Linked DNA regions of Mus musculus: region 1 is linked to region 2. A link is a loop called in an ENCODE intact Hi-C map of the cell type or tissue named here. Cell type or tissue: left cerebral cortex. All regions are shown on one strand. Links, peaks and the distances in the headings refer to the core of each region. The heading gives the core; the rest is flanking DNA. Region 1 holds the start of Il1rapl2 (interleukin 1 receptor accessory protein-like 2). Region 2 overlaps Il1rapl2 (interleukin 1 receptor accessory protein-like 2).

Region 1 (11,789 bases), core at 3,915-6,414, 600 kb before region 2:
TCACTGTGGTTTTCTCTATGAAATATGCCCAAACTCTATTCCATGGGAAAGATATTCTTTGTTAAAATAGCTTAGGTAAGTAAATAAACAAGTAAGCAATAAATAAGACCTCAGTGAGTAGAATCAGTATTAAGAACTGCCACAATATATTTCCTCTAATATACAGGTTTCAAAAGACAGCACTGAAGGTACAAAAAGAAAAGTGTTACTCATGTTTATAAATACTACTATCACAACTACTACAACTAGTAGCACTATTACTACTATCAACATCACCACCATTCCTATAACCACTGCTGCAAAATGCAAATGCTCATCACTATCACCTTCATTGAGGACAAACAACAGAAACTGCCTTTGTGAGAACCAAGATAACCTTGCTTAACAGACAAATTTCAAAGCTGCTAGTATGTTCAAAGTAATAAACTATGTTTTTAAAAGTGCACAAAGTTTTGAAGAAAGTGTCTAATAACAAGAGAGAGAGAGAGAGAGAGAGAGAGAGAGAGAGAGAGAGAGAGAGAGAGCAATTATTTTAAGAAAATAATAGAATGAGATGTCAAGTCCAGAGTTGAAAATTAAGATAACCTGAATGAAAGATATAAGATGAGAATGAACCAATATGCTCAATAATAAATATAATATAATCTGAAGAAAAGGGGATATAAGAAGAAGGAAACTTTGGAGAAGCATGAAATGACGTCAAATATACCAAATTACACACAATAAGAAAACCAGAAGAGAGGAAGGAAAGGAGCACAGAAAATACTCCGAGAGAGAATGGCTTGTATGATGAAAGTCAACCTGCATATCTGAGCAACTTAATTCAATGAAAATTAACTTGATTCAATAAAAGCAGTAAGAATGCACGGAAGAATAAAAAGACAATATCCTTGTAAAACAAAACAAAATGGAAGATGTAAATCCAACTTTACACACCCACCACCACCACCGCCGCCGCCATTAACATCACCAGTACCATTGAATTCATATTTGGGTCCTTTAACTTTTACCTGAAATAGAAAAGACAGAATCCTAAGTTAAAGATGGAATTTCTGCATGTAATTTTAATTGCTGAAGTGATGTAGATCTATGTAGCAATGTTATGGCTAAAATTAAAGCACTTGCTCCCAAGCCTGGTGATTATTGAGGTCCATAAGTATTTACTAAGATATTCTCTCCAGTATCTTATGGCAATACTCCAGTACCTTTTACCAAAACAAATACTGTTAGTCTTTTCTTTTTTGTCTTCCTCCCTCCCTCCCTCCCTCCCTCCCTCCCTCCCTCCCTCCCTCCCTTCCTTCCTTCCTTCCTTCCTTCCTTCCTTCCTTTTCTTCCTCCTCCTCTTCTTTTGCCTCCTTCTGCTGATGTTCAGTGTTGTCCCCATCACTTAAAAGCTTCATAACATTTTGTCATATGGATCTCCCAATGCTAAGCTTAGCAATATATTGTGTTATGTGGACTTGATCAAAAGAAGCACTTGTTAAAAGTAAAAATTATGCATATAATTAGTGCCCCTACATAAAATCAATTGCACTATGAGATAGTGCTGCACCATACCTTCTACTTGAACCAAGAGCTAGCTACTCAATTCTTTTAAAATCTATGTCCCAACTTGGTCCTAAAATATTTGTAATATTTATTTTTCTCCTTTGCCTAGTTTTCTTTTTAAATGTAACATCATCATCCTCATCATCATCATGGTTATGTGTGTTGGTGTGTGTGCACTTGCATGTATGCCTGTGTATCATGGCATGTATTTGGTCAGAGAAGAACTTGTGGAGTTGATTTTCTCCTTCTGCCTTTATTTGGGTCCTGGGTATCAAACTGAGCCTGAGTAAGAGCCTAATTACTGGCTTTTCTCACTGGCCCTGACTATTTTTCTGTTGGATTGATTTTCACAAATATAAGAGCACTTTATATATTTACAAAATACTGTTCTTTGAAGTCTCCTAATTCCCCCACATTATAGCTTCTATTTTCATCTTTATAGCATATATTTATGTGTGTGTTTTCGGGAAGGATTTATTTGCTTGTAGTAAAATTGACAATTTCTTTTATGGTTCATGAGCTGTTAACTTTTGCCTAGAAACATATTTGGCACTTAAGGAAACCTAATATTGAGTTTTCTATATAAAATATCTAGAATATAGTATAATGAATACTTTAACAGTTCCACAAACAATTAATTTAGACCATCAACTGGATTCAGAACAAGAATGAATTTAAATCAATCATGTAGGGTACTTTATATGTATTAGATACAAAATAAATAATCTCTTCCCTGTAAGACAATATTTAAATTTGTCTTGGTAGAAGTATATTTCAACATATTATTTTAAAAAATGTTAGTTATACCCATTCTTAATTTTTAAAGATGTTTGCTTCACTGAATGGCAGCCAGTTCTTCTCTGTCTCAGTCAGTGAGTAGCCAACGTTTGGAGAAGCCTGTAAGGTCCATTTTTATGTTGTTTTTTTTTGTTTGTTTGTTTTGTTTTAAATTAGGAGGATTATGAATGTATCCTATTGAGGCAGGGAGATTGCTCTGTTACTTTAGCAGTAAGTTGCATTATATTGACCCATCCTCTCCCTTTTTCTGGTCCTATATCCCTGATTCACTTGAGATCACATAGTCTAACCATTAATGACACTAGAATATTTGACAAAACAAACAGCTAGCAACCTCTGTCCCATTCAGAGACTGATCTGCCTGAGCTTTAAACTCCCAATTGTGGAAAGTCTTCTTAAAGTCTCTGATAAGGGTGATATTACATAAGACAGTAAGGTTAGTCAGACTTAAGACATTTATAAGAATTAAATACCAACCCTAATCAACAGAGAGAGTACTGATAGAGTACTCATAGTACTGAGAGTAGTCATAAAAAAAGAGTATACTTTGCTATGTACAAAAGATATAGAATATACCTTTTGTATATAAACAGGTACATATAATAAACAGTATATATAAACAGGTACAAGTTAGCAAAGTTGTGTAATACTAGGTATAGAAAGTTGATGAGAAGTTGGTCAATGAAATGACATTTATTATTATTATTATTATTATTATTATTATTATTAGGTTTTTCGAGACAGGATTTCTCTGTGTAGCCCTGGCTGTCCTGGAACTCACTTTGTAGACCAGGCTGGCCTCAAACTCAGAAATCTACCTGCCTCTGCCTTCCAAGTGCTGGGATTAAAGGTGTGGGCCACCACTGTGCAGCTATTTATTTATCGTTTAAATAGAGCTTCACTATGTAAGGCAGGCTGACCTTGAACTCGTGGTATATCTGCTGTCTTAGGCCCTCCAGTGCTAGGACTTTAGGCATGGTGCCTACCATGATCAGATCTTTGTTTTGTTCTAAATGTACAGTCTTTCTACTTTATGATTTGCTGAGGGATAACTCTATCCAGTATTGTGAATGGGTTTCATAGACTCTACGTACTGGATTCTAATATAAGTGAATGGTCTTGTGGCTTAGCCATATGTCCTCCCCTAGGACATCTCGGCTGATCATCTAAGGCTCAGAACCCTTGGACTGACCTGATATGGACGATCAGTGTGTGTGTACCTGACCTAACCAAGAGGTAATATAGTTCTGGAAATGGGGTTCTTCTACTGTGGATCCCACCCTGTATGTATTGCTGATGGTCTGCCAGGTGGCTAGAACCAAGCCTCATGAATGCTGGTAACAGTGATGTAGGCCCAGCAGCAGTTGGCTTGACATGGAGATGAAGGATGCTGCTGGGCAAGCATGTAGGGAAGTTTTCAGGAGCACCATAACAAAGGACAGAAGAGAAGCAGCTGGCCATCCCTGTCTAGGGAATGTGTTTTATGTGCAAACAATCATTAACAAACAGAAACAGAAATTGTAGGACATCTCACCTGTTTCAAAAGCACCTCCACCCGACAAGCATGCACATGAACAACAAAACCCAGGGAGACTGTCTTGGTACGGCTGATTGCTGCCTGCCTAAAAGGACTTTTCTTTCCCAATGACTTCACGAAATTTCCAAATTTAACTCCGCTTTGCAGAAGGACTATGTCACGAGGTGGTGGGGTTTTGAGATACAGAAAGAAGAATGATCTACACGGAGAAGAAATAGGAGTATAAGAGAGTGAACTTGGTGTAAGAAGGAGACTAACTTCAACCACGCAAAAGCTTTAGCTGAGTGTACCAGTGTACACTGCGGGTCAGGCAAAGAAACCCAACTAGAAAGGCGTGCATCTGTGCTGCGGCAAAGGCACTCTAAGTGCTTGCCCCCTCCTGGTCCTTGTTTCTGTCTCCCTCACTAGCTGGCTTTCTGGGGCTAATTCAGAGCACGAGAGCAGCCTCGGGAGAACAGCTGGAGAAAGTGCACAGAAAGATAAAATTAATAGGAGCTCAGTGTAGCAGCAAATTCTAGCGCACGGCGCTCAGCTGACCCGTTAAATGAGCAATCCTGTTAAGTACGTTAATCAGCACGGTATCGAGAGCCCATGGGAATGCTGCAGAAGATACTTAGGGTAGAAACTGTGCACTCTGCACTGCTGCGGTCTGGATCCTGCAGGTTCTTGGGTAAACAGCCTCTCTGCTTTTCCGCTTAAGAGAAGGGTTTGGGGGCTGCCTGGTGTGGAGGAGTAGGTGTTCAGGAGCATGGCTGGTGAGCCTCGGATTTAAGGAAGTCATCTGGATCTAGCTGTGAGATGATCGCAATCGCAACTTCACAGGTTACCTACCTGCCCTAAGGTCCCGGGGAGTGGAAAACCAGAGAGTTCAGGATCTTTAACAGAGAAGGGGTTGGAAAAAGAGTTCTCTTGCGTTCTGAGAAGCGTAATTATAACTAAAATTTGATAACCTGGCAGACTTCGTCTTTAAAAACAAAACAAAGCAAAGCAAAACAAAACAAAGCAAAACAAAACAAAACATTAAGTTCTGCTTTAAGCCGGCAGGGAACCAGGCAGGTGCATCAGGATGGACTAGCTACCTTGTTCAGTGGCTGGAACTGGGGACCAGAAAAGCTGAAAAACTTTGCGTTCCTGACTTTCCACACCTGCACTGAGCTGAACGCTCTCCTCATCCCTTTAAGGCAGCCTAGTCTGGCAAGGACACTAGACGGCGCTGCAGCGACACGCTTCCCTTCTCGAGGGGCGGGAGGGGGGCACGGGGGGGGGGGCGGTAAAGCGCGTTTTTAAACCAGGGGATGGGGGACTTAGGGTTGGCAGCTTCTTCGCTCCACTCTCCTCATTCTTGGCGCTTCCAAATCCAAAGGGGGTGTGAAAGAGGAGGAGGAGCAGGAGCAGCCCTTTGCAGTGACGCGCCAGAGTGGTCCTTCTCTAATTCGCACCTCCCGGTTGCAGTCAGTCAGCCAGGAGGCACCAAACTGTTAGCAAGGAAGCCAAGGCTCTGGGTGACTTCCACTACCCTCCCACTTCCCTACTCCAGGCATATTTTGGAGAGGCTGGCGACAGTGGCAGGATGTGAGAGGAGCGCAGCGCTTGCCCCTCGCACTCCTCTCTTTGAGGGCTGGGGTGCGAGTGGCTTCTGCGCACTGGCTGGAGGGCTCCGGGAAGCGCTGGAGCCACGCAGGAGGGAGGCGGGCGAGCTGGGTGGGTGCAAGCTAGGCTGCCTGCACCACAGCCCGGCTGAGCCGGTGGCTCCGCTGCTTTCTGGAGCTCGCGAGTCCCGTGAGCGGTGGTAGCACCGCCAACTGGGGTGCCCCGCGTCCCGCGTCCCAGCGTGGCGCGCACTGTTCGGCCTGAACCAGGTGCGGCTGGAAGGAGGCAGCACCAAAGCTAACTCGCTCCAAAGAATCTTGGAGGCGGGCACCTTTGAGAATCCATTCACTCAGCTGAGAAGTGGTACCTGCCATTCTAACTATAGGGTCTAATGATTTGGAAACCTCCTGTAACCTGTCCCCTCTCCAGTACATCCCGAAGTCCACAGAAGCGGCACTGAACTCCAGGAATCTTCCGAACTTCCCAGGTATCCTCGCTGGCTTAGGACTGGAAGTGTAGTGAACCTGGTGGGAGACTTTGAGTCCGCGGCGTGGGAGACACCTTCCAAAAGCCCCCTCCATCCCATTCCTCTCTGGGCAGCTTTACTGGCCGCCCTGGAAGCCAAACCCTGCGCTCTTCTGAACTCTGCTCTTCATCGCGCCCTGGGCATGGAACTATACGCCTGAAACCTGCTGGACCTTGCTGGTTGTTTTGCAAGACTCAGGTAAGGCAAACTCCTTGGGACAGATAGTTGCCTCTTGTGTATAAGCGCTCTCATGGGCATCTGGGAAGATAAGGCCATAGAAGCTCTAGCAGTCCTGCACCATGGGGTTTCCCCACTTGGAAACTAGGCAGTTTCTTTTCTTTTCTTTTTTTCTCTTTAACTTCTCATTGAAAGTTTAGGACGAGGGGCTTCACGCCTGTAGAAGCCTGCTTAGTGTGTTAGGTAAGGGCGAGCCTGAGCTCTGTATTTCTCCAGCAAGATATTTGTGGTCTGCCAGTGACTCGCGGCTTTGCAGCCTGAAACACATTTTCCCACTGGGTGCTTCCGAATTCTTATTATTTTGGCTATGGCCAGGAAAGCACGCCAAGGAGGATGGAGTTCAGATGATGGCCCGGTAGAGCAGCAGGGGTTTCCCAATATGGGCTCCTGTGTCTGGGAATTCCTGCGGAACACAGGACTGGAGAGAGTGCTGGTGACCCAGAGCCATTTCTGTCTTTCTGCGCTTACAACCCAAAGATTGCACACCTTGAGACATTCTGTCTTCATCCCGAGGGGTGTGGGTGGGTGGTGGTGATCATCCCTGCCCCTTTGAACAGGTGTTTTCCAGGTTATATGAACCTTTCCTTTCTGTTCCTTGGAGGTAAAGATGGGGATCTCAGAAAGAGGGTTTAGATAGAGTAACCCTCAAGTGGCTCATCTTGACTTGAGCCTCTGGAACTGAACAAACAGCTTGATGTTACTACCACACGCTTAAAGAAAGATTTTTAAAAAGGAAGAAGAGGAAGAAGAAAGGAAAACTCTTTGGCAGAGAGGCTTGGAAAACTGAGTACTCCTCTCCAATGGTTTCTTTTGGTCCTTGCCCAGTATAAGGGAATTAGGAGTAGACATTAGTAGACAAATATTTAAGACTCATCTCTCCCTGCTAAAGTTACCATTGGTATAAAGTACATCTGGGTTGAAAGGTACCCTGGGAAAGGGATCTCTTTAAGGTTTTTTTTTTTTTTTTTTAATGATGATGAATGGGAGGCAGCACTGGCCCACCACTGACATATTCAGCTGCAGATTGTATTGAGTTTCAAGGAGTAATGTTACTCCTTTTCTAATCAGAGAAAGCATGAAACCAAGGCAGACCAGACCCAAAGAAGGCAGAGAGGAAAGACGTGTTCTTGAATATTTGCAAGTTTCTTGAGCAGTGTTCACAGGTCAGGAAGAGTACCTTTTCTAAACAGTCCCTGGGAAGGAGGAAATTAAGTGTCCAGGAAAGGTGTGTGAGATTGGGGACCATTTAAACCGCTGAAACTCCTATATCTCCACTCCACTGTGGTAGACATGGGCTGTCCCTGACAATTTCAGGGTTATGATAGTGATAATGCTGTTTACTAGCTGGCTCTGCTTACAGGGTCATAGACACTTTGCTTTCTGCTTTCCTTCTTGTCATGTGACTCCAAACACAGTACTTCTCCTCTCTGCCCCCAATGGAAATCAGGCAATTAACAATGGACTCAGGGAGTTGGAAATTGCCAGGTGTCTCAGACTCTAGGCTTCAGCTGGACTTACCCACCAGCCTTTTACGCTGCCTCCACCAACTCTGCTCTTTGGCTACATAGCTGTCACACAGCTCAGTGGTTGGACATGAAGCTGTGACTACAGCTCTGTGCTGCTGGCTTACTGTAAAAACTTTGCAATCTGCAGGCTGCCCTGGGCTAAACAGCCCGAATTTACCAGGCTGGAAGCAGATTTAAATCGAAAGCATTTAAATGCAGGTTAAAAGGCTGCTGCATCAAAGGCTCCTGGCTTACACCCTCTAGCCACTTGCCCTCCCTTTCTGCAGGCTGAGGCACTGGAGTTGTCTTAGAGATACCTAGCTGGGGCTGGCTATGCTTTTGCTCCACAGACTGAGGCCAGGCAATAGAGCACTATGCTTGGAATTTGAATAACTTTGTGAGATAGCTGCTCTCAGATTGAACAATGGGATATTTTCAGTTTCTGAGGGCTCTTACTGCTATTGAGTACAGAAGCTAAAACAATTCCGAGGGTGGGGTTCCAGGGAATCTGGGTGTATAGACAGTGGCCCTTGAAGGTGCCTTGGTTTACCAATTTGTAACCACCTTAGATGAATGCAAGGTTCTTGTTAGCCAGCAACAGGAAATGAAGCCTGTACACACATGGCTACTTATGAAACAGCCTGGGTTACTCACCTGAAATATGTATCCACAGGTGTAAAACCAAATGATGTTTTATTGTGATGGACCTGGCATTCTGAAAACAGTGAATCATAAAATGACAATTCCAGTCTTGTTTAAGGCAATAAATGTTATTTCATTTAAAGTGTTGGATTGAATTTAGGGAAGTGGCTTGGTGCAAAAATTTGTTATTTGGGAAGAAAATACGGGAAACTAACTGGGAAAGGAAAAGAAGTCAAATGTGGTTGAAATGATCATAAACACTTCAGTAAAATGGAATTTTGAGCTCACATCTGTTCGTTAACAGAAACGTGTGGTGATCTGAATAGATTCCATGACAGTTGTAGCAATCTGTGAGTACTCCTTAAGGGGAAATGCATTCTGTTTCATATATCCGGGTATGTCTATAATCGTGGTAAGGATCACACAAGGGTCAGTTAGAAGGGATGAACACACTGCCTTCATTTGACAAGTGCCATATGTATCTTAGTGAAAAGGCATTTTAATCTTATTAAACACTCCACAGGTTGAGCTCTTTAGAAATAAAATGCAAAAGTAAGAAAAATCCGGACTATCCTTTAAGTGTGAACTAACAGGATTTCTCTAGTCAAGTTTCTATCCATCACTGTTAAAATATATATTCTCTGTTCCAATGAACCTGGCTTTGGCCACCTTCTTAAGTTACATTTCTCCGTAAATCTCCGATCTTCAAATTAATGTATCTTGACTTGTATGATTTGTTTTTTTTTACCTGATTTGTTTTGTTATTTGGGTATCCCATAAGCATATGAAATATTAAGTCTATGTAGCAGATTAAGTCTGAGATATCAAGTAAACCAAAATCCATGGATATTCATGGCCCTTATATAAAATGGTATAATATATTTGCCTATAACTTATATATATTCTTCCACATATTTTAAGTCCTCTCCAGGTTGTTCATATCTAACATAGAGTCAGTGCTATATAGTTATTATACTAAATTGTTTTAGAGAATGATGGCAATAATAAAGTCTATACTTATTCATTTATAGAATACACACACACACACACACACACACACACACACACACACACATATATATATATATATATATATATATATATATATGTATGTATATATATGTATATATATGACAAATGCAGAACCCGTGGATATGGAAGACAAACTGAAATCAAACACTAATTTAATGTTCTCTCTAACCAAACCTTTGTTTTTGTCTGCTTCTATTGATGATTCTACTATTCCCTATTCTCAGGACTTGTGATATTATTCATTTGCTAGTCTTGCTGTGTTCTCTATCCATTCTTGCTTCTGTGCATCTTTTATTAATTAAATACTTTGAGCTTTATCTCTGGAATATGTTCTCTAATTTTCAGTGTACTGACACCACCCAGCTCTTCTAGATTCTTGATGTGGCCTATCATAAAAGTTTGTATTTGCTGTCTTTGGTTTACTCTCCAAATCATATTTTGACTAATCTTCCTGCTTCCTGAGGCTCATTTGGTTCTTTCCTTTGCTGAATTTTTTGCAACAATCATTAGAAAATTAAATCTAGTAAAATAGTCATAACAGTTTATACATTTAGATTTTATATAGTTTCTATGTGAATGTTTTAATATAAAATCAGAATGAGGTTAGAAACTTGAGTTTCCTAAATTTTAGTAATTACAGGATTCTTTTATAATTAAAATATTTTAACTGTAAAATATTGAGTAAAAATGGATTCTAAGAGGTACAGCTTGTTATCAAGTCTGAATAATTTCAAACGACTCCAGTTGGTGGGTATATAATATAGATTACCTTTTAACCATAGAAAGTTATCTACTATTGTAACAATGTGCTAGCATGGCCAACCATTTAGTAGAGGCTCAAACATGAGATTTGAGACATTGAACATTTATTACTAATTCTGAAAAACATTGTATCATCCTTTCCATGTCTAGTGGCCCATACCACATAATGCATTGCCCCTTTCAATGTAAAGAAATTAATGTTTTATTTTATTCTTAATGTCCTTTTGAGTTTTTTTAAATATATATAGCCTGCATGTATGTGTGTTCACAACATGCATGCAATGCTATAGGAGGCCAGAAGAAGGGGTTTAATATTCTGAAACTGCAGTGATAGACTGTAGTGAACTGTCATGTGGGTGCTGGGAATTGAACAAGAGAACTTTATAAGAGCTGCCAGTATAATTAACTATTGAGCCGTCTCCCAGCCATTATACCATTTAAATCACTGTGGCAGTAATATCATCTTCCTTTTGTAGTATTTTTCTGAATTTGTTTTCTTTGGTCTGTTTTACTTGGACATGTGTCAACATAGGAAACATCTAGCTCGTCATACTTTATTTTTTTGTTTTTTGTTTTTTGGTTTGTTTTTGTTTTTTTTTTTTGTTTTTTTGTTTTTTTGTTTTTTTTGGTTTGTTTGTTTTGTTTTTTGGTTTTTCGAGACAGGGTTTCTCTATGTAGCCCTGGCTGTCCTGGAACTTTGTAGACTAGCCTGGCCTCGAACTCAGAAATCCACCTGCCTCTGCCTCCCAAGTGCTGGGATCAAAGGCGTGTGCCACCACTGCCCGGCCCCATCATACTTTTAAATTAATTTTTAACATTTATGTTTGCTTACTTGGTTTGTGCTCTATTAATGATCTCCCTCTTTTCTGAATCTTGCTTAATGTTTAAATAGATTTGCAAAGTGGATAACATTTATAAGTTGTAAAACTGTATATATTGTTACCACATATATGTGATTGCTCTGTAATCATAAGCTCTGATGACAGTGATCTGATAAAATGTCCTTTCTTTATTAGCTATGAAGCCAAGTCTCAATTCTTTGACAGGTATCTAAGGCCCTTTGAATTCAGCTTCACTCTAATTCATTCAATAAGCCCCACTTCTCTGTTTTCCTACACTTATGGTCATCTAGAGCAGACATTTATCATCTTACATGATCTTTGTTACTCCTTCTCTGTGCTTCCTATATCATTCTTTTATTCTTTTTCCTCTCCACTCTATTCTTTTGCCTGTTGAACATTCTGGAGGCAGTTTGTCACTTCTTTCACACAACCCACTCTTTTTTTAATGCCCCAGAGCAAAACTAATTTCTTTGTGCTTGGAATTCGCCCAGCGCTTTTGTTATGTTCTATTCTATGTTATTGTTGTTCTTAAACAACAGTTACTGTTATTTGTGTATCATTTATCTCCTCCAGTGAATTTTAAACTTTGTTAAGTCTGCATTACATGTTTTATTTGTACAATGCCAATCATACAAGAGCACATCCATTACATATTTATATAGTGGGGTTAGTTTTAAGAGCACATAACTGTTTAGCTTTAGAGTTTGACTGAAGGTCTGTATGTATATGATAGTCTCAAATTAACTGGGAAATTGTCAAGCCTATTGTAT
Region 2 (2,500 bases), core at 1-2,500:
TATAAATAAAAAGAAATTTGGCTTTAGGGAGCAGAGTGACCTGAGATAGAAATAGAAAACATGTAATTCTAACATTAAATTTCTAAGATCAGGGTTCATAATATTGTTTTTAATAAATATAATACTGGTATAGATACTAAGATAAGCACACATCTCTATGATGAGATTATAATAGCACAGATTTGGTTGATCATCTCTAGATATTTAATTTTAAATACATTGATAAGGGTTAAATACTGTATATCCAAGGTTTTGACCTCATCACAAGAAGGAACATGATATGCATAAATTATTAATAACTCATTAATTTGTAAGCACTATATGTGACTCATAGGTAAATAATTGGCATATATTACTTGATGGCCATTATTCCTACAGTGTTTATGCAGGCAGAGGCTATGACTAAGGTTGAAAGGGCTATACTCATTGGACAGATGTGGACTCTGGGGCATACCTATGACAATTTGGATGCCACTAAGCAGAATTTAATCTTCTATTGGATTGTGAGCTAGAAAGAGAAAGAATATAAGAGGAAGAACATGAAACACACAGACATCAAGATCCATAGCTCTGGAGTTCACTTTATCCCAATGTGGTGTCTGCTGTCATTGTACCTCAAGTGACCTTGAGTTAGTCACTTAAAGTCTCAGAGGTTTTTCATTTTTTCTTTCTTTCTTTTTAATAAAATAAGAATATTGAGTCCCTTTCTTTCTGAGTAACCATGAGAATAAAATGAGAGGGGGAAAAGCCTTGTAAAACATCTCAACATCTAATGTATTATTTGCCTATTCTAAGGCTAAGGATTAAGTGAATTTCTCTTGCTACTGCTATGTGTTTCCAGCTGCTACTCATGTGGTCTATGCATGCTCTTGACCCTCTCTTTTGAGAATGATCTCTGCTGCATCCTCAATTTTTGGCTACCTTTGTCGCCACAGCAGGGCATCCTCATAGCTGTGCTATGATTCTTCTCCAGCAACCAGTGCTTAGTGCTTGACCTCTAACAAATTCTTAGTTTTAGAAAGTAGACACGGAAAACTTAAGTGCTACACAAAGACTTGGACAGCTCTCCCTCTAGTGGAAATTTCTTGAATTGCCCCCAATTACTAACTACCCTATTGATTCAAGAGAAATAGTGGTGAAAATGAATGGGGTGGAGTTGATAAAGGTTTTTTTTTTTTAGTTTTTTTTTTAAAAGATTGTATTGAACACAGTTAGCATGAGGCTAGAGGCTATAAACTGCGACAAAACTACTCACCAGTGTCTGGAATTTGCATAGTTTCTCTTGGGCCATTGAACCCATTTTACTTAATGGGGATTTTGAGGCAAATCTTGATTTTTAGGTAAAAATACACAATTAGCAATTATATGTGCAGCTGTATATCAATTTTCCCTCTATACCTGTAACAGAATTGTGATGTGCATGGCTGTTGGAGTCTAAATTAACTACACTCTATGTTCTTTTTTCCCCTTTAAAAATGTATTTCTAGTTGTTAATGTTGGCATCATATCCTTTTATAAGGATTCATACATTTTCACGGGGCTTCGTTTTTGAAGGCATGTAAGTGTGGCAGTGAGAAATGTGATTATAAAATGGCTAACCTACCTTGCTGCAGTCACCTAGGGTACTTTGCAGGAGATTTCACTAGTTTACATCTCTAGGCTTCTTCTTGTGGCAAAATAAACTGCATGGATGTCAGTATCCATGAATAAAGTCCATACACCCCTCGTTTTGAATCTTCACATCAAGATTCCCAATCACACATCTGTTTGCCTGTTTTTGCAGACTGGAATAAAATTATTAAAATAGAGCCCTGAACTTTTAGTGGCTTTCTTTGCTCCGTTATAATTGGTTTGGAAAACTTCAATATTAAAGCATTTTCTGCCAAGAAGACTGAATCAAGAATAATTATTTGAAAACCTTCCAGAGATCTGAATCAAGGTGGTAGGCATGAGACTTTAAGGAGGTAGCCTTTTATATTTTCAATCTGTTTTTCTGTAATAAACTTTGCCAACTGCAGAATCTCACCAGTTGGGGGAAAGCAGTGTTTCCCTGCCTGTGGTGCCTCTGTTCACACTTGTAATGAATGAATCAGAGAGACCCAGCTATAGAATCACCTGTGAGAGAATTCAGTCTATATGGAAAACACTTCGATGAAGCCCAGTGGGAGGTCTACTTCCAGAGCTGCCACTGGAATTGTGAACAGAATAGGGCTGGATGTCTCTGTGGCCCGATGCTAGGTTGATGAGGTCAAGTTCACAGGCTAGCCTACGCTGGGGGCTCCTGTGTTGACTACTCAGTTCCACCATGTAAACTCCTTGACTATAGCCTACACATTTGCCAGCTGCTTCACAGATGCATCTCTTCAGCTATTTTCCAAATATGTATGGCCATTCAGCATGCAAATAACTCTGGACGTGTGATGTGCTATTACAATATCTTTGTGGCATCAACGTAACTTACACTTGTGATTCCTGGTGGCACTTGAAAATTCAGTCATGT

The links. Hi-C counts contacts between places; a loop is a spot of excess contacts. Peaks named below come from ENCODE experiments on the same cell type or tissue, not always from the same donor. Only the 100,000 strongest peaks of a DNase experiment are listed, where the experiment ranks them.
Region 1: a loop joins it to region 2, with 6 times the contacts of the local background. A loop is called at or near these places in 5 of 42 quality-filtered maps.

The regions. Positions count from the first base shown.
Region 1 is chrX:137,565,446-137,577,234 of GRCm38, forward strand. Il1rapl2 (interleukin 1 receptor accessory protein-like 2) reads left to right here and starts at 5,309. Exons shown (of 11, transcript NM_030688.2): 1 at 5,309-6,197. In left cerebral cortex, for the core only: a CTCF peak has its summit at 5,070 (motif pointing right); DNase peaks (open chromatin) are centred at 4,210, 4,398, 5,103, 5,391 and 1 more place; H3K4me3 peaks cover 1,588 bases.
Region 2 is chrX:138,169,283-138,171,782 of GRCm38, forward strand. The region is part of intron 2 of Il1rapl2 (interleukin 1 receptor accessory protein-like 2); the gene reads left to right. Among named protein-coding and RNA genes, the nearest start is that of Tex13a, 39 kb to the right of the region's middle. In left cerebral cortex, for the core only: a CTCF peak has its summit at 1,085 (motif pointing left); a DNase peak (open chromatin) is centred at 1,047.